2 separate regions of the Homo sapiens genome follow, and region 1 is linked to region 2. A link is an interaction called in ENCODE POLR2A ChIA-PET data of the cell type or tissue named here. Cell type or tissue: K562. All regions are shown on one strand. Region 1 has its middle 42 kb from the start of MIR183. Region 2 overlaps UBE2H-DT (UBE2H divergent transcript).

Region 1 (5,000 bases), 150 kb before region 2:
CATGCTAGTCAGACTGGTCTCGAACTCCTGACCTCAGATGATCCACCCACCTCGGCCTCCCAAACTGCTGGGATTACAGGCATGAGCCACCGTGCCTGGCCTCTAGTGAATCTTATTGTGGTTTTTTGTTTATTTGTTTAGAGACAGGGTCTCTGTCTGTCACCCCAGCTGGAGGCTGGAATGGAGTGGCAGGATCATGGCTCAGTGCAGCCTTGAACCCCTGGGCTCAAGAGATCCTCCCACCTCAGCCTCCCAAGTCGCTGGAACTACAGGTGTGCACCACCATGACTGACTAATTATTGTGGTTTTGATTTGCATTTCTGTAATGACTAATGATATTGAGGATGTTTTCATATGCTTATTGGCCATTTGTATATCTTCTTTGGAGAAATGTCTCTTCAGATATTTTGCCCATTTAAAAAATTATGTTATCTTTTATTGTTGAGTTGTACTAGTTGTTTGTATTTTCTGGATACTAGGCCCCTATTTTAGGTATGTGATTTACAAGTATTCTCTCCCATTCTCTGGGTCGTCTTTTCACCTTTTTGATACTGTCCTTAAAGAACAATAGTTTTTAATTTTGATGAAGTTCCAAATTATCTATTTCTTCTGTGGTTGCTTATGCTTTTGGTGTCATATTTAAGAACCCATTACCTAATCCAACAAAGATTTACAACTATGTTTTCTTGTAAAAGTTCTACAGTTTATAGTGTTAGCTTTTGCATTTAGGTCTCTGATTCACTTTTGGTTAATTTTTGTATACAATGTGAGATAGGGATCCAACTTCATTTGTTTGCATATGTATAGCCAGTTGTCCCAGCACTATGTGTTACTTTTTTCAAAAAAAAAAAATTGAGAAAGGCTCTCACTCTGTTACCCAGGCTGGAGTGCAGCAGCATGATCGTGGCTCGCTGCAGCCTTGACCTCCCGGGCTCAAGTGATGTTCCCACCTCAGCCTCCTGAGTAGCTGGGTCTACAGGCATGCGCCACCATGCTCGGCTACTTTTTTATTTATTTTATTTATTTATTTTTATTTTTATTTTTTGAGACAGAGACTCATTCTGTCACCCAGGCTGGAGTGCAGTGGTGCGATCTCCAACAGATGTCTTCCAACAGATGAAGAAGGAATATCTTATTAATATTTATTTAGGTCTTTACATTATTTCAATGATGTTTTACAGTTTCAATGTCATATTTTGCTTTTTTTGTTACATTTATTCCTAAGTATTTTATTATTTTTCATGTTACTGAAAATGGAATTGAGCTAGACAAAGCAGCTCACACCTGTAATCCCAGCACTTTGGGAGGCTGAGGCAGAAGGATCAGTTGAGCCCAGGAGTTTGAGATTACAGTGAGCTATGACCATGAACCGCACTCCAGCCTGAGTGACAGAAAGAAACCCTGTCTCTACGAAAAAGAAAAACAAAAGAGAAAATAGAATTGTTTCCTTAATTTTATTTTTGGTTTGGTCATTTCTAAGATGTAGAAATAAGACAATTGATTTTTGTATATTGATCTTGTATCCTGCAACTTTGCTAAACTTCTTCATTCTAACAGAACTTTTTTTTTTTTTTGAGACAGTCTTGCTCTGTTGCCCAGGCTGGAGTGCAGTGGCTCAATCTCGGCTCACTGCAGCCTCTGAACCCTGAACCCTGGTTCCCATGTTCCTCCTGCCTCAGCCTCCTGGGTAGCTGGGATTACAGCTGACCTCCTGACCTCAGGTGATCCACCCAACTCGGCCTCCCAAAGTGCTGGGACTACAGGTGTGAGCCACTCCGTCAGCCCATTCGAACAGATTTTTAATCAGTCTATTCCTTAGGACTTTTTATATACAAGACTGTGATCTGCAAATAGAGACAATTTTATTTATTCCTTTCCAATTTGAATGCTTTTTATTTAATTATCTTGCTTAACCTCCCTGGCTAGAACCTCTAGCACAATGTTAGATAGAAGTGATAAGAGCAGCCAGGTGCGGTGGCTCACGCTTGTAATCCCAGCACTTTAGGAGGCTGAGGCGGGTGGATCACCTGAGGTCAGGAGTTTGAGACCAGCCTGGCCAACATGGTGAAACCCCGTCTCTGCTAAAAATATGAAAAATTAGCTGGGTGTGCTGGCAGGCACCTGTGATCCCAGCTACTAGGGAGCCTGAGGCAGAAGAATCACTTGAACCCGGGAGGCAGAGGTTGCAGTGAGCTGAGATCAAGCCATTGCATTCCATCCTGGGCAATAAGAGCAAAACTCTGTCTCAAAAAAAAATAATAAATAAATAAAGGAAGCAGTAAGAGCAGACATCCTTGTCTCATTCCTGATGTAGGGGAAAGATTTCAGTCTTTCACCAGTAAGCATTATGCTAGTTGTGAGTTCTTTTTTACAGGTTGAGAAATTTTCCTTCTATTCCTAGTTTGTCAGGTGTTTTTATCATTAAAGGGTGTTGAACTCTGTCAAATGCTTTTGCTGCATCTATTGAGATGATTATGTGGGTTTTGTCCTTTATTCTAGTAATACAATGTATTACATTAATTGATTTTCACATGTTAAGCCAACCTTGCATTCCTGCGATAAATCCTGCTTGGTCACGGTGTATAATACATTTCACACGTTAGTGGTTTTGGTTTGCCAGTATCTCACTGAGGATTCTTCCATCTATATTCATAGGAGATATTGGTCTGTGGTTCTCTTTTCCTATGATATCTTTGTCTGATTTTGGTATTACAATACTATTAGCCTCATAAAATGAGTTGAAAAGTGCTCCTTTCTCTTCTATCTTTTGGTAAGAGTGTCAAAATTTGGCATTATTTCCTTTTTAAATTTTGGGTAGAGTTCACCAGTGAAACTGGTTTGGCCTGAGCTTTTCTTTGTGGACAGTTTTCAAACTACTAAGTCAAGCTTTTTGTTATAGGTCTATCCAGATATTTTATTTCTTCTTGAGTTGTTAGTTTTTATGTCTTTCCAGTAATTTCTCAATTTCATCTAAGTTGTCTAATTTGTTGTCTTATGGTTGTTCATAGTATTCCCTTTTCATTTTTTCTTTTTAGTTTAGAGACAGGGTGTCACTGTGTTGCCCAGGCTAGTCTCAAACTCCTGGACTCAAGCTATCCTCCTGCCTCGGCCTCCCAAGTAGCTGGAATTACAGGCATGTGCCACTGCATTGAGCTCCATCTTTTTTATTTCTGTAAAGTGAGGTTGTAATGTTCCCTCTCTCATTCCTGATTTTCACAATTTTTTTTCTTTTCTCTTTTTCCCCCCTTTAGTTAGTTAGTTTGTATTTTGCTTGGTCAGTCTAGCTAAAGGTTTGTAAAGTTTGTTGAGCTTTTCAAATAGTCAGTTTTTGGTGTGGTTAATTTCCTCTATTTTTTTTTAATTTTCTATTTCATTAATTTCTACTGTAATCCTTATTATTTCCTTTCTTCTGTTTGCTGGGGGCTTAGTTTCTTCTTCTTTTTCCAGTGTCTTAAGGCAGAAACTTAAGATTATTGATTTGTGGTTGTTCTTCCTTTTAAATATAGACAGGTACGGCTATAATTTTCCCTATAAATACTGTTTTAGTTGCATCCTATACATTTTGGCATGATGAGTTTTTATGTTCATTCATCTCGAAGTATTTCCTAATTTCCCATGTGGTCTATTTTTTGACCCATTGATTACTTATGAGTATATGTTTAATTTCCACATATTTTTGAATTTTCCTAATTTCTTTCTGTTGTTAATTTCAAATTTCACTCCATTATGAACAAAAAACATCCTTGGTACAACTTCATTCCTTGTAAATGTATTGATGCTAGTTTTGTGGCCTAGCATATAATCTATCCTAGAGAATGTTCCATGTGCATTTGAGAAGAATGTGTATTCTCTTGTTTTTGGGTGGAGTGTTCTACAGATGTCAGTTAGGTCTAGTTGGTTTATAGTGTTGTTCAAGTCTTCTGCTTCCATATGGATCTTCTTCCTATCTACCTATTTAGTTCTATTATTAGTTCTATGTATTATTAAAAGTGGGATATTAAAGTCTCCAACTATATTGTGAATTGTCTATTTTTCCCTTCAATTCTGTTTTCTGCTTCATATATTCTGCGGCTCTGTTTTTAGGTACATGTTTATAATTGTTATATTTTTCTGATGGATTGATCTTTTTATCATCATACAATGTCCCTCATTACTTCTAGTGACATATTTTGTTTGTTTGTTTTGAGACAGAGTCTTGCTCGTTGCCCAGGCTGGAGTGCAATGGCACAATCTCGGCTCCTTGCAACCTCTGCCTCCCAGGTTCAAGCGATTCTCCTGCCTCAGCCTCCTGAGTAGCTGGGATTACAGGCGCCGGCCACCATGCCTGGCTAATTTTTATATTTTTAGTAGAGATGGGGTTTCATCATGTTGGCCAGGCTGGTCTCAAACTCCTGGCCTCAACTGATCTGCCCGTCTCGGCCTCCCAAAGTGTTGGGATTACAGGCATGAGCCACTGCACCCAGCCATATTTTGTTTTAAAGTCTATTTTGTCTGATATTAGTAAAGTCACTGCAGCTTTCTTATGGTTACCATTTGTATCATTTTCTATTAAAATTTTTTCAACCGATTTGTATGCTTAAATCTAAAATATATCTCCTATAAATAGCATATAGTTGAATCTTGCTCTATTCATATTTTTGAAGCTGATTAAGGCAGGGCATGGTGGCTTACACCTGTAATCCCAGCAGTTTGGGAGGCTGAGGCAGGTGGATCACCTGAGGAGTTCCAGACCAGTCTGGCCAACAAGGTAAAACCCCGCCTCTGCTAAAAATACAAGTTAGCCGGGCATGGTGGTGTACTCGGGCGGCTGAGGCAGGAGAATCGCTTAAACCTGGGAGACAGAGGTTGCAGTGAGCTGAGATCACGCCACTGCACTCCAGCCTGGGCAACAAGATCAAAACCCTGTCTCAAAATTAATTAATTAATTAATTAATTAATTAAAAAAATAAGGCTGGGCACGGTGGCTCACGCCTGTAATCCCAGCACTTTGGGAGGCCGAG
Region 2 (5,000 bases):
ATACAAAATTAGCAATTAGCTGGATGTGGTAGTACATGCCTGTAATCTCAACTACTCAGGACGCTAAGGCAGGAGAATCGCTTGAACCCATGAGGCGGAGGTTGCAGTGAGCTGAGATTGCACCATTGCACTCCAGCCTGGGCAGTAAGAGTGAAAATCTGTCTCAAAAAAATAAAGAAATAAATGAAGCTGTTCCAAACCTGGACAGTGGTTGGGCCAGTGATCTAGGCCGTCTACATAGTTTCAAGCCCAGCGCAAACTTGGAAGGCCTCTAGGCCTTGCAGACAGTTGCATCTTTTTCTATCTTTTTTTTTTTTTTTTTTTAAAGACAAAGTCATTCTCCTGCCTCAGCCTCCCGAGTAGCTGGGACTACAGGCGTCTGCCACCATGCCCAGCTAATTTTTGTGTTGTTAGTAGAGATGGGGTTTTACCATGTTGGCCAGGCTGGTCTCAAACTCCCGACCTCAAGTGATCCACCTGCCTCGGCCTCCCAAAGTGCTGGGATTACAGGTGTGAACCACCACACCCGGCCAAGATAGTTGCATCATTTTGTCATGAGGAGAGAACACAAGAAATCTTTCAATTCACATGCTTTTTTAAAACCGGTGCTTACAGAAGTTGCAGTCACAATACATCTGGCTGCTCAGAACATCAAATTTAGAATCTAAACAGTTTTTCCCTAAGTCAATGTTCTGGACCCAGTTTATAAACCTCCTTAGATTTGCTAAGCCCCACTCCTTCCCAGGCCTTGATCCTGCCTCAGTCTCTCAGTCTTGCAGTGCTTCCCGCGTAGTGAGGGCAGTGCCGGCTGCATCCTTCTGTGGCTCTCCAGGCACAGCTGTCACTGCCATGGCTTCTTTCCTCACACAGCCACTGCCTCAACCTCCCCTAGGAGTGAGGGCCAAGGTGCAGCAGCTCCAGCACCAAACTGGACTCCAGGACCTTCTGGCTCCCCAGTAGCTGCTGAGAGGGGCCCAGTAACACAACCTGCACATGAAGGGGAGTTAACACCGTGGGGTGGACTTTTATGGAAAAGAGAGAGGAGGCCGGAAGGAGCCCGCAGTGGCTCATTCTGCTGCTGCTTTGTCCCCATGTGATTCTTCTAACGCTTGGAGGCCCCCGAATGAATGAAAACACAACGACCTGTCATCCATAATGAGAACACGTTCCTTCCTCAGCTGCCTAGCTTCCCCTCTTCCTCACTCTTGCTGCCCTGGGCTTGCAGCCCACCCCAGTGAAACATTAACCCTTGGGCTTTGCCTCTAGCTCTGTTTTCTAGGAAGCCACGTTAGGACAGGCAAATTATGCATTTACTTGAGGGTAGGAGCTTTACAAACCCTCCTGCTTTTCTACCTTGCACTCTTAAGTAGAAACTTCTCTCCTCTCTGGGAGGGAATGGTACTAGAAAGATAACTCTAACCCTTCTCCCAACCTCCAGTACTCCATGGGGTGACCATCAGCCCTTGGCAGGAAAACAGGGGGTGACTGTCCTGCACGTAGCCAGTAGTGTTGTCTAAGACTGGAGTCGGGGGAGAGTAAGTTGAATTCTGTGAGGAAAAGATAGAAAGCCCATTTTGATGTAGATACCAACCAATTTTTTTTTTTTCCAGATGGAGTCTTGCTCTTGGAGTGCGGTGGCGCGATCTCGGCTCACTGCAACCTCTGCCTCCCGGGTTCAAGTCATTCTCCTGCCTAGACTCTCGAGTAGTTGGGATTACAGGGGCGCGCCACTACGCCCAGCTAATTTTTGTATTTTTAGTAGAGACGGGGTTTCTCCATGTTGGTCAGGCTGGTCTTGAACTCCTGACCTCAGGTGATCTGCCCGCCTTGGCCTCCCAAAGTGCTGGGGTTACAGATGTGAGCCACCGTGCTCCGCCATTACCTGTATCTTCTTGCCTCAGAAGGAACGTTTGTGCAGACACTGCCTTTCCTGAAGTCAGTGTTTGACTTTCTGGTCCCCTGAGGCTATTTTCCTTCTCTCCCCACCCCCATCCCTAAACAGATATTCCTTGTTTTCTTGCAGAAGGCCCCACCCAGGCCTCACCTTCCCCTCCTCCACTCCATGGTGGCTTTTAGTGCTTGTGTGATTCACACGTGTCCATGTGCCTTTGCTTGCGGCTCTGTTCACCTTCCTGATGCCTGAATTTCAAGCTCCTGAAAAGGAAACTTTCTGGTATTCACTGGCATTGAATAAAGACAGGAAATAAGTGTCTCAGCACAGAAGAATTTCAGTGTATGCTACATTATCTAAGCTACCTCCTTGCCTGGGATTTTCAAGCAGTGCACAAAGAAGGGGTAAACCTCCCACATTCTTTATCTGAGACCTTCTGAAACACACTCAGGGTCTCAGAACCACTGGCCTGGCCTCTTGGTTACTCACAAGGCTGGTCCCAGCCACCAGCGATGACCAGTTAGCTTCCCTGCTTCCATCCAGCCAAGACCTAGCCAGGACTTGTCTGTCATGCCTGGTATTTTCTCTTGTTAAACTCCTGACTTCTGGGTTACCCTCAATTCCTTTTTTTTTTTTTTTTTTGAGACGGAGTCTCACTCTGCTGCCCAGGCTGGAGTGGAGTGCAGTGCCGAGATCTCGGCTCACTGCAAGCTCCACCTCCCGGATTCACACCAATCTCCTGCCTCAGCCTCCCCAGTAGCTGGGACTACAGGCACCTGCCACCATGCCTAGCTAATTTTTGTATTTTTAGTAGAGATGGGGTTTCACTGTATTAGCCAGGATGGTCTTGATCTCCTGACCTCATGATCTACCCGCCTCGGCCTCTCAAAGTGCTGGGATTACAGGTGTGAGCCACCGTGCCCGGCCAGGGTTACCCTCAATTCTCAAATCTCTCTCCCCAACCCTGAAGGGGAGGAAAAGGGGTGCAGTAGCTTTTGGAAATGCTTGTCTTTAGGGTAGGGAAGGTGTGAGACAGTCCCTGGAGTCTGCTCTGCAGTGAGTTCCCAGTCTCAGTTTCCCTCCCACACTGGCAACTGGGCTCAGAGCTGCGGGCTTCCTCCAGAGGCCAGTGGAATGGAAGGCTTCCTGCCCGGATACTGTGGAGTGTGAAGTTCACCTGCATGTGGGCCACTCCCTCGGAGGGCAGCCAAGGCTGGGGAGGTGGCCTGGTTTGGGAGGAAACTCTCAGAGAGGTGCCAGGATGCTTCTCCACACTTATAAATCCAACTGCTCACCCCTACCTTACAAGCTATTAGTTCCTCAAAAGGAAACAGAATAAGATTGGCAGGAAAACTGAGGGAACATTTAGAATTCAAATAGAATAACCACAGTGGCTTGTAGACCTGAAATTATTTTTCACTTTTAATATCCTTCCTGATTTAATTTTTTTTTAAACGAAGTGTCACTCTGTCGCCCAGGCTGGAGTGCAGTGGCGCTATTTCAGCTCACTGCAACCTCCGCCTCCTGAGTTCAAGCGATTCTCCTACCTCAGCCTCCCGAGCAGCTGAGATTACAGGTGCCCGCCAGCACACCCAGTTAATTTTTGTATTTTTGGTAGAGACAGGGTTTCACCATGTTGGTCAGGCTGGTCCTGAACTGCTGATCTCAGGTGATCCGCCCAAAGTGCTGGGATTACAGGCATGAGCCACCGCGCCCAGCCTCCTTTCTGATTTGAAAAGTAATATGTTCCAGCCGGGCATGGTGGCTCATGCCTGTAATCCCAGCACTTTGGGAGGCCGAGGCAGGCAGATCACCTGAGGTCAGGAGTTCGAGACCAGCCCGACCAACATGGAGAAACCCTATCTCTACTAAAAATACAAAAAATTAGCCGGGCATGGTGGGGCATGCCTGTAATCCCAGCTACTCGGGAAGCTGAGGCAGGAGAATCACTTGAACCCAGGAGGTGGAGGTTGTGGTGAGCCGAGATCATGCCATTGCACTCCAGCCTGGGCAACAGGAGCGAAACTCTGTCTTAAAAAAAAGAAAAAAGAAAAGTAATATGTTCCTGGCTGGGCATGGTGGCTCACGTCTGTAATCCCAGCACTTTGGGAGGCCAAGGTGGGCAGATCACTTGAGGTCAGGAGTTCAAGACCAGCCTGGCCAACATGGTGAAACCCCGTCTCTACTAAAATACAAAAATTAGCTGGGCGTGGTGGTACACTCCTGTAATCCCAGCTACTTGGGAGGCTGAGGCAGGAGAGTTGCTTGAACCTGGGAGGCGGAGGTTGCAGTGACCCAAGATCATGCCACTGCACTCCAGCCTAGGCAACAGAGCAAGACTCCATCTCAAAAAAAAAAAAAAAAAAGAATATGTTCTTAGTGGGGAAAACCTGGAACATGTAAAGAAAATAATGGTCTTGAGGCCAGGCGCGGTGGCTCATGCCTGTAATCCCAGCACTTTGGGAGGCCGAGGCGGGTGGATCACGAGGTCAGGAGATCAAGACCATCCTGGCTAACACGGTGAAACCCCGTCTACTAAAAATACAAAAAATTATCCAGGCGTGGTGGCAGGCGCCTGTAGTCCCAGCTACTCGGGAGGCTGAGGCAGGAGAATGGCGTGAACCCGGGAGGCGGAGATTGCAGTGAGCCGAGATCACGCCACTGCACTCCAGCCTGGATGACAGAGCGAGACTCCTTCTCAAAAAAAAAAAAAAAAAGAAAGAAAATAACGGTCTTGGAGCTTAGTCAGTTAAGAAAAAAAAAGGAAAAAGAAAATAACAGCTATCTGTAATCCCACCTCCCAATTAGCTGGATGTGGTGGCGCAAGTCTGTGGTCCCAGCTACTAGGAGGCTGAGGCAGGATGATGACTTGAGTCTAGGACATTGAGGCTGCAGTGACCTATGATTGTACCTCATGACACTCCAGCCTAGAAGAGCAAGATCCTGTTTCTTAAAAATGAAAGAAAAAAAGGCTGGGCATGGTGGCTCACACCTGTAATCCCAGCACTTTGGGAGGCCGAGGTGGCAGATCACAAGGTCAGGAGTTCGAGACCAGCCTGGCCAACATGATAAAACCCTGCCTCCACTAAAAATACAAAAATTAGCCAGG

Evidence for each region. ChIA-PET counts read pairs that join two places held together with the same protein. Peaks named below come from ENCODE experiments on the same cell type or tissue, not always from the same donor. Only the 100,000 strongest peaks of a DNase experiment are listed, where the experiment ranks them.
Region 1: POLR2A ChIA-PET joins it to region 2 with 6 read pairs; 5 of 35 experiments call an interaction of 5 or more read pairs at or near these places.

Annotation. Positions count from the first base shown.
Region 1 is chr7:129,814,409-129,819,408 of GRCh38, forward strand. No RefSeq gene overlaps it. Among named protein-coding and RNA genes, the nearest start is that of MIR183, 42 kb to the left of the region's middle. In K562, no CTCF peak of the experiment used is centred here; no DNase peak of the experiment used is centred here.
Region 2 is chr7:129,967,943-129,972,942 of GRCh38, forward strand. The region is part of intron 1 of UBE2H-DT (UBE2H divergent transcript); the gene reads left to right. Among named protein-coding and RNA genes, the nearest start is that of UBE2H-DT, 17 kb to the left of the region's middle. RefSeq lists enhancers at 428-1,070, 1,071-1,712. In K562, no CTCF peak of the experiment used is centred here; a DNase peak (open chromatin) is centred at 2,348.